Linked DNA regions of Mus musculus: all the other regions are linked to region 3. A link is a contact called in ENCODE POLR2A ChIA-PET data. All regions are on one chromosome and are shown on one strand. Each heading gives the region's core, a stretch centred on a gene start or an enhancer-like site at or near the end of the contact. The rest is flanking DNA. Distances are from core to core; before and after follow the strand shown. Region 1 holds the start of Stx4a (syntaxin 4A (placental)). Region 2 holds the start of Zfp668 (zinc finger protein 668). Region 3 holds the start of Fus (fused in sarcoma).

Evidence for each region. ChIA-PET counts read pairs that join two places held with the same protein, here RNA polymerase II (POLR2A).
Region 1: POLR2A ChIA-PET joins it to region 3 with 13 read pairs in Patski. The contact joins the promoter of Stx4a here to the promoter of Fus in region 3. POLR2A ChIA-PET finds 5 or more read pairs at or near these places in 3 of 5 experiments (Patski and embryonic stem cell).
Region 2: POLR2A ChIA-PET joins it to region 3 with 50 read pairs in Patski. The contact joins the promoter of Zfp668 here to the promoter of Fus in region 3. POLR2A ChIA-PET finds 5 or more read pairs at or near these places in 4 of 5 experiments (Patski and embryonic stem cell).

Annotation. Positions count from the first base shown.
Region 1 is chr7:127,840,024-127,843,192 of GRCm38, forward strand. It overlaps Stx4a (syntaxin 4A (placental)), which reads left to right and starts at 1,785. Exons shown (of 11, transcript NM_009294.3): 1 at 1,785-2,045; 2 at 2,241-2,342; 3 at 2,422-2,521; 4 at 2,661-2,735. The coding sequence starts at 2,016.
Region 2 is chr7:127,875,539-127,878,658 of GRCm38, forward strand. It overlaps Zfp668 (zinc finger protein 668), which reads right to left and starts at 1,298. Exons shown (of 3, transcript NM_146259.4): 1 at 509-1,298. It overlaps Zfp646 (zinc finger protein 646), which reads left to right and starts at 2,163. Exons shown (of 3, transcript NM_172749.4): 1 at 2,163-2,569; 2 at 3,032-3,120. The coding sequence starts at 3,115.
Region 3 is chr7:127,966,080-127,968,977 of GRCm38, forward strand. Fus (fused in sarcoma) reads left to right here and starts at 1,400. Exons shown (of 15, transcript NM_139149.2): 1 at 1,400-1,498. The coding sequence starts at 1,486.

The sequences.
Region 1 (3,169 bases), core at 535-3,034, 130 kb before region 3:
CCCTAAAGATTTTATTCATTTAATGTATATGAGTACACTGTTGCTATCTTCAGACACACCAGAAGAGGGCATCAGATCCCATGACAGATGGTTGTGAGCCACCATGTGGTTGCTGGGAATTGAACTCAGGACCTCTGGAAGAGCAGTCAGTGCTCTCAACCTCTTAACCGCTGAGCCCTACAATTTGCAGTCTTGATGACCTTCCCAGTCCTTTGCAGTCACCCCTAGTTCAGAGATGGGAGACCAAGGTCCAAAGACAAACATGACTCTCCAAAAGTCCATAGCAACTCAGAAATCTAGGCTTCTCGCCCAGAACCAGAAAGGGACTGACTATTGTTTCTTTTGATGAACTTTCAGGTATTCAAATACCCATTTTTAGCTGTTCTGACACCTGCTGAGGGACTTTGGGGGGTGCGGGGGGGGGGGAAGCTTCTATACAATAGAAGTTCCACAGGGCACAGGACTTTGGTCTGTTGGTCCTTGATATGTCGCTAGCCCATATCAGTATCTATTCCCTAGTATGTATGTGTCCAATAAATCTATCAAGTGAATGTATTTCTGGAGGGTCAAAGCTGGGGAAATGAAGTCGGGCAGTGGTGGTGCACGCCTTTAATCCCAGCACTCCGGAGGCAGAGGCAGGCGGATTTCTGAGTTCGAGGCCAGCCTGGTCTACAGAGTGAGTTCCAGGACAGCTAGGGCTACACAGAGAAACCCTGTCTCGAAAAACAAACAAACAAACAAACAAACAAACAAACAAATCTGGGGAAATGGCACCGTGAGAGAAGCGTAAAGAAGATCAGGAAGCCACGGGCTTTAGTTTCAAATACAGGAAAGGCTACTATTCGGATCAAATCTTCTATGCAGGACTGCTATGTGGCAGCTACCGAATTTGGTGTTGGGGATTCCGTTAAAGAAAAGCAAGTCATGCTGAGACGTCAGCTGTAAGGCAGGGCTGCGGAGGTAACAGTACATTTTTCTCAGTCTGAGCTGCTCTGGAATTGTCGTGCTGCTCAGAAGGTAGCGAGCTCAGCGGGACTGCAATGCTCACTCGGGGCATAGGCCGCCCACCTGTCAGAGGCTGTGCCAGGAGGACGCGGGGGAGCAGCGGGGGGAGCGCCACCTTGGCTGAGGTCACTTCCCACCCCCAGATTCTCTGCCTACAAAACCCTGCAATTCCCTGACGCTGGAGACTCGGGTCTTATTATTTCCTGATTTCCAAGGTCTCATGATACTGACAGCCCCAAATGCAAGTCTTCACTTTGCCCACGCCCGAGGACCCAAAATTAAAACAACAAAAAAGTGAATTCTACAGAGCATCCTTAGTAGGTGGCTGAGAGTAGGCAGTGTACCCTTCCCCACCTCGAAGAAGCTGTTGGGGCACAGCTCAGACGCTGGGGTGTCGGGGACGTCGCGAGACTGAAGCCCGAGACGTCGCTGACAGGCCGGAACACATGACTGGCGGTCGGGCGTGCAGCCCGCGGAGCTGGGCCCGGCCTGTCACGTGATGAGGGGGCGCCATGGGGTGATGTGAGATACGAGGCTCTCAGACTGCGTGCAAATGACGCATTCCCAACCCTTTGGGCAACTAGATCTCGGCTCCAATATGAGATGTTCCGGTAGTGGGGGGGGGGGGAGCAGCGGGGCGGGCTCTGGACTCAGGCAGCCTCGCTTCCGTTCGGCTGCCACTGCTTCCGACCTCCGCCTTTCCCTCTAGCGAGGACGAGCCGAGCCCTCGCGCGCATGCTCGGAGTCATCCCCCGAGGGGCGGGGCGGCAGCTGCGGGAGCAGGATGGGGGGAAGAGAAGGGAATTCCAACCTGTAGAACTTTGGGGGTCCTATGATCGGGTTCTTCCCCACGACTGTGGATGGTGAAAGGGGTGGGGCCTTTGGCGGCTCCGGGGTGTACTGGAGTTCGCTGGGTGAGGGAGGGGGTGTCAAGTGTGAGAGAGGTGCAGGACTTCCAAATTTAGAACCTTGAGGCCCTTTGGGCTCGGGTCCAGGGCACTCCGACCACCATGCGCGACAGGACCCACGAGTTGAGGCAGGTGAGAAACCGGGATGGTGAGGACACCCTGGAGTGAGGAGAAGCGGGGCCGGGCGGGCGCGCTGGAGTGAGGACTCCTGGTTTTGGGTCCCGGGCGGGTGGCTGATGGCCAGGAAGGAAAATCCCGGAAGCCCATGGTTCCTGCGGGGCGAGAACCGCAGCGAGCAACTGTCGCCAATGACTCCGGCCCTGGCAGGGGGATAACATCTCAGACGATGAAGATGAGGTTCGAGTCGCGCTGGTGGTGCACTCAGGTGCTGCCCGGTTGGGCAGCCCGGACGACGAGTTCTTCCAGAAGGTAAGGGTCAGGAGAACCGAGGAGTAGGGCGGACTAGAGTGACACTTAAGTCTTCAGCCCTCTTGGTGATCCTTCCTAGGTGCAGACAATTCGGCAGACTATGGCCAAACTGGAGAGTAAAGTCCGGGAGTTGGAGAAACAGCAGGTCACCATCCTGGCCACGCCTCTTCCCGAGGAGAGTAAGCGAAACCTAGGGCTCACGCACGCCAGCCCGGTGGACTATGGGGGATGTAGTTTTATTCAGGTGATGGCCAGGATGGGTTTGGTTTTGGTTTGTGGGAGAGGCTGTGATTTAGAAGTGTTGGCTTTCTCGTTTAGGCATGAAGCAGGGCCTGCAGAACCTGCGAGAGGAGATCAAACAGCTGGGGAGAGAGGTCCGGGCGCAGCTAAAAGGTGAATGAATTTCAAGGGTCTCAGCCATATCTTTCCCTTTGATTCAGCCCAGTTGCTGGTGTATCTAGTTGTTGTATACAGTCAAGTGATAGATCCAGGTCACACAGCAGACTTGGGTCTAGGATCTCTGTCCCATGGCATCAAAGCCATGGTACTTTGCAGAGCACATTATGGCCTCTCAGATTCCTTTATTATTATTTTAAGTTTAAATTCAAAATTACTTACTGCTCTCATCCTTTCAGGCCAGTGTGTATTCTTTGGGCAAGCAGATGAGAGGTTCCTCCACGCTTGTGGGAACCCACTGGTGTAATTCAAAGAAAAACATATCTCAGAAATTCAGAATTCGCCCCCTTCTCCTCTCCCTTCTCTCTTCTCACCTACTCCTCCACCTCTTCCTCCTATATAGACCAGGATGGCCTCAAATGCACGGAGAT
Region 2 (3,120 bases), core at 48-2,547, 91 kb before region 3:
GGACTAAACCCTAGGATAACGTAGCTTCGGCGAGCGGAACAGGGCAGAATGAATGAAGAAGGAAGGCATGAAGAAATGAATGGACGGAGGATTCAGAGCAGGACAAAGACCTGCAAAATGGCGTTCTTTAGGACCGCGGGAGGGGCGGGCAGAACCTCGGACTGGGAGGGGGGGCGCAGCCGCCAAGGACTCGGCGACGAGGCCCTCGCCACTCAGACAAAAGCCCGGAACATGGCGGACTCTAGGACCCCCGGGTCCGCGCCGAGCAGGGCCGGCAGTCGCGTCCGCTGAGCCTGGGCATCCAAAGCACTGACCGGCGGGCACCGGGCGGGTTCTAGGACCTGCTGGGCCCGCAGCCCGCCCGAGGCCGCTCACGGCTCGCCCCGCCCGGGATGCTCGCGCCTGGTCAACTCCGTCCGCTCGGCAGCACACGTGAAGCCGGGAGCACCCCAAACCGCGTCGGGGGCCGCTGCCCGAGCCCCCGCGACTTCCCGCCGGCGTGTCCTACCTGGATCGGTTTTCGCAGGCTCCGCAGCTTTGGCGGCGGTGCCTGGCGCCGACGGAGCTCGGGACAGTCGGAGAGGGGCAGGCGCTAGGACCCGGAGGGAGGGCGGGGAGGGGCCGCCGGGCAGACGGCGGAAGTGGAAGGCCGCCTTCCTTGCTCGGGAGGAAGGAAAAACTTAGGGAAGCAGCCCCGAGCCTGCGGAAGCAGAGAAGTATCTTGCGAAGGGTTTCTGGGTGCTGAGGGGCTGGCACGCCGGGCTGATTGACGGCGGACACCCGCCAAGTCGCCGGAAGCGTCTGCAGGAGCTAGGAGGTGGGACGATGCGGAGAGGGCGCTCGGGCTTTGTGGTGCCCGCGTCCACGTCGAGTCCACATTTCCTCTAACAGCGAGGAAAGGACTCAGCGAGGATCCCTCCACGCCAGCCCTGGGAAGAAGCTTTTATGGAACCTCGTGAAAAGTGTCACCAAAGCGCCGTAGCCGGGGCTGCAGGGTCTTTCCTGTGACCGTACTGCCCGAATAAGCACGCGAAGGGTTTCAGCAGCTCTGGACGGAAGTGTGGCTTAAATCCATCCGAACGCCGCGCCGACCTGCGTGGGCGGAGCCAGAGCTGCGCCCGCAGCGGAGCGTGGGGGCTCACGCTGCCTGGGAGCTCCAGCATTCTGGAAATTGAGGCAGGAGGATTGCTCCGAGCTCGAGGCCGGCCCGGGCTGCAGAGTTAGACCCAGTCTCAAAACAACAAAAAGAAAACAAACAGTCGGGCCCACCCGGAACCTAGCGCCGGAAGCGTGTCCGTGCGGAAACACTGCCCGCGGGAGGGACAGGAAGTGTTCCCAGGCGGAAGTTTCGCGGGGAAGCATTAGCATCTAGGACACTTCCTGGTTCCTGGTAACAATAGGAAGTGTCCGCGGAACTGGGCTAGACTCTGGGTTCATACCAGCTGTCCCTGCTCCCTCTACCTCCTCCTCTCTCCCGCACCTTTCCCTCAGCTACCACTCCCGGGTACCCTGGCTGAGTGTGCGTGTGTATGGGCTCGAGAACTCTCGCACCAGCCACCACTTATGGCTCGCGGCTGCAGTTAGGGTAAGGGTCCCAGTGCGCAGGCGCGCTCCCGTTCACGACCTCCAACGGACGCGCCGGCGGCGGGAACCAGAAGGCACTCCTGGTGCGAGGTAGGGATCTAGAGAAGAAATTGGCAGAAAAGACGAGTGACTCTACAGGAATGTGATGGTGGTTGGTTAGGAAAAGGGGACTCGAGTGAAGGAGTTTTGAGAAGTGAGAATTCTGGGACCAGGCTCAGCTGGTGAGATTAGAAATAGTTGTGCTAGGGTCCCAGGAGACTAGTCAGCCCCGGAGAAAGGCCAGATGATGTGGCAGAAATGAATAGCTGCTGCTGGTTTTGGAATGAAGGTTGCCTCTTGAAGTGAGTTTATGTAAAAAAACGAGGTAACACGGCTTTGGATTTAGTGGTGTAAATGTACTTACAAGCTTATCATAGTGTCGCATGATTCTAGTCCCAGTTTGGGAAGCGAGGGCTACATAGTAAGACCCTGTCTGAAATGCCACCCACCCACCCCAAATACACTTGTGTAACAGCAGTGCTTGGCCCATGGTACTGTCCAGCCTGAGTTGCTATCATAATTTAGAGAAAAAGTAGAAGAGGGAATGAAAAGTGTTGGAGACAGCAAGGTAAGGTAGGTAGGGGATAGAAAAGGCAGAGAATAAAATGAACTTTCAACCTGAAATGGAATGGGATTAAATGTACTTAAAGGAAGTAAAACTAACGCCTAACAGGGAAACAGTGTGATGCTGAAAAGGCCAGGTTCATCCCTAAGAGGGCCTCTACCTTCTACAACACATAGGTGACCACTGAAGCCAGGTTCGTCCCTAAGAGGGCCTCTACCTTCTACAACACATAGGTGACCACTGAAGAAAGCAGCTGCTCTGCCATTCTTTTCAGACCACTCGGTTTAGCTGAAGAGTGAAGAAAGAAAGGTTGCACGTCTGTGTAAGGCCTGCCCAACAGTCGTGGCTGTCTCCTTCAATCTCAACTCTCAGGAGTCTGAGGTAGGAAAATTCATAAGTGTGAAACTAGTTTGGGCGACTGAGGGAATCCCAGAGCAGCTTGAACTTTACAGTGAGCTGAGACCATATCTCAAAAGCAAATAGTTCTGGTTCGTTGTTACAAAAACAAACACACACCTCATAGATTTTTGTTAGGTTGTCAGAATGATAGAGTGCACAGTCTGAAGATCAATAAGATCCATTATATATAACCTAAAAAACAAAATCAGTCTGTCTAGGCTCCAGATTTTATTTTCCTTATTTCTCTCAGGCTCTAGAGATGACTTAAACCTGGGGGAACATTTCTAGGAGTTTGTGCATAGCGAGGCTTTCTGAACCTCCAGACCTAAGAGAGAGCGGGTCCCTTGGCATGGATGTTTGGGGAACCTCTTTGCGACTTGCTTTAGTAACCAAGAAACAAAACTGACTCGATCCTTCCTTCTGACTACTGTCCCCCCTTTCTAGGCCTCAGCCCTTCTGCAGAGAGAATGCTGCTGCCACCTGTCTGTCCCTCCTGAGCCTCCAGGGGTTTTCTACCGCTTTGCCTCATGGAG
Region 3 (2,898 bases), core at 150-2,649:
TTGTGAGCCACCATGTGGTTGCTGGGATTTGAACTCAGGACCTTCGGAAGAGCAGTCAGTGCTCTTAATCGCTGAGCCCTCTCTCCAACCCGTCATTTTTGTTCTTATCCACTTGGTAAACTCCCAGTAGAAATGTCATTCCCTCAGACCCATCCTAACCTACTCATTGCAAAATGAATTACCTGATCTCTGTGATCCCAGAGTCCCTGGTATTGGAATTACAGTTGGTTGTTTGCCCACATTCGGGTACTAGGAATTGAACCTGTGGTTTCTCTAGAGCAGCTGTCTCTCCAACCCCCTTGAATTTCGTTTTGTCCTTGAACTGACAAAAAGTGTTCATGCCTTTAAATGCTTTCAATCATTTCCTGTAACCAAGAAGCATTTTGTAGTTCCCCAGGCTTAGACTTTAAAGATCAGAAGGTCTGACCCTGAACTGCCTCGTACCTCATTCACATTCTTAGTCTAGCCGCTCACTGCTCTCATAAGATCCATCTCCCCTCCACCTCTGCCTAGCTCCGGGACTGGAGAGGTAGGCAGGGTCATGCACAGGCTAAACGATCGCTCTATCATTAAGCTACATTCCTCAGATTTCTTTACAAGATGATGATGGGGGAAAACCAGGACGACTGTAATTCCAGGATGCACAGGGCTAAGGCAAATAGGATCAAGGATTCGAGATCAACTGAGCGGTACTGAGAGGCCAAATTAAAAAAAAAAAGGGGGGGGGTAATTGTGGGTTTGAAGCCTCTTAAGTTGTATACATATGTGTTATTGTTGAACCAGCCTTAGGGCCATAGGGTCCAGACTAAAGCTCATCTTCTTCCAGGTTAAACGTCACAATCTATAAACCTTGTTAAGGTCTAAAGAACAGCAAGCCGAGGCATTCCTAAGTGAAAAACGAGACTGATCAGTGTGCTGTCTGTCAGGAGAGAATGTGGAGGACCAGAGCGACACTGCGTTCGACTCAGTTGCTAGGCCAGGGCAAGCGAAAGTATGCTGCATCTTCCCCAGTGAAAGTGGGGCCCAGCCGCTGGGCCGGTCGGAAGGATTTCGGTTCCCACACCCGGAGACTCCAGGCCTTGACTACACAGTTCCGCTCTCGGGCGCAGGGCCCTGGCACCGCCCCTAGCGGGAGGCCGGGTCGTACCATTCTGCCTCTAGTGGGGTAGAGGTGTGTCGAAGGCGAGCCCCGGGCGACGGACGAGAGCCACCGGCCGCAAGGAGAAAGCGCGTGCGAGTGTTTGGGAATAAAGCGAGTTCGTTTTCCCTCTTGTCTTCCTGAGCTCTCCGTATCCCCGGGGAAGGGTGGGGACCTGGGCGTGCCTCCCCCTCGCGCTTCTCCACTTGGTACGTCCCGGTGGCGCGTAGGCGGCAGGCGTACTTAAGGCGGGCGCGGGAGGCGGGGCCGCTCAGTCCTCGCGGCATCGCTTCGCGGTCGTCTGGAACTTTGTTGCTTGGCGGCCTGCGCTGCGCGCGTGCGCGGACATGGCTTCAAACGGTATGTGGGAGCGCGAGGCGGCGACGGCGCGTCCCTGCGAGGCCTCGTTCCCTCGCAGCAAGGCTTTTGGCTTTCGGCTGGGCCTGCGGTGGCGGGCGAGTGGGCTCCCCCACCTCTGGCGGGAAGCAGCGGGTGGAGGGAAGGGGAGGGCGGTGTCGCCATTTTGTTTGGCTCCCCTGGCGCCTTTGGCGCGGAGACCGTGGGTTTTCTCTCCTGGCCCGGTCACTTGAGTCGAGTGTTGAGAGAGACGCTGCCTGGCGACGTGGGGTGACCGGGGTGAGGGAGCTCTGGGTCTCCGCAGCTTCGCCCCACCCCCTCCCCTCCCTCCGTTCCCGGCCTCGCTTTGTCGCAGTGCTGCATCCGGGCACTTGGTGCGCGCACGCGCTCCTCTGGCCCCTCCCCCTTCTCGCCGCGGCCCCCCTCCCCCCCGCCAGGAGTTGGTCCGTTTTTTTTACTTTTTTCTTTTTTTCTTTCTTCTTCTTTCTTTCTTTCTTTCTTCTTCTTTTTTTTTTTTTTTTTTTTTTTTTTGTCGCGAGACCCTCGGCGGAAGACTTGTGGTCCGGTGCTGGCCTCGCCCTGCTCGCTGGGTCCCTTGGGAAGGGGCGGGGCCACCTCTTCCCGCCTCCGTGGCCGCGCAGCGGGAGCGGAAGCTCCTGGCTGGCCTGCGTGTCCGTGGGATTGGGAGGACCGCCAGGGGATGACCAACGGAGTCAGGGACCCCGGCCTGAGTTTCCCACTTCAGAGTTGAGTTTTCCTAAGGCCGGAAGGAAATCAGAGGAGTCGCTCTCCGAGGCCACACCCTCTCGCTGTCAGTTTTGTCCCAGTGCGGGGGTAGAGCTTGGGTTTCCTGCAGGGAGCTGCTGAGCTACAGCTTCCCAGATTGTTGAAAGTGCTGTCTGCTTTGGGTGCGCATGGTAGGCGGGAGCTCAGTTATTTGGAGCCACACGTCGGGAACCTTGGGAGCACCATGCCATTTGGGGGTTGGAGAGTCCCATTCTTCTAGCTGCTTCCTTGGGCTTGAACTCAACTGTGTAATAGCGCTGACTGTCAAAGTTAATCTTGACATCCGGTGATACCACCTTTCCTGTATACAGAGCTGCTGTGAAGATATAAAATGTGGTGACGTGTGTTGCAGGCCTTGGAAAGACCTGCAACAAGTCAAAAGGATTTTTAAACTTAAGGGATGATCTGTATTTTGAGTTTTTTTTTTTTTTTTTTTTTTTTTTTAAAGATTGAGCCAGGTTTGGTGGCACACACCTTTAGTTTCAGGACTAAGAGGTAGAAGTAGGCAGATCTATGTGAGTTCGAGGTGGTCTACATATTGAATTCTGGGATAGATACATAATCGAGACTTCTGTCTCAAAAAAGAAAAAAGGCAAAAAGGACATGATGTTGGATTT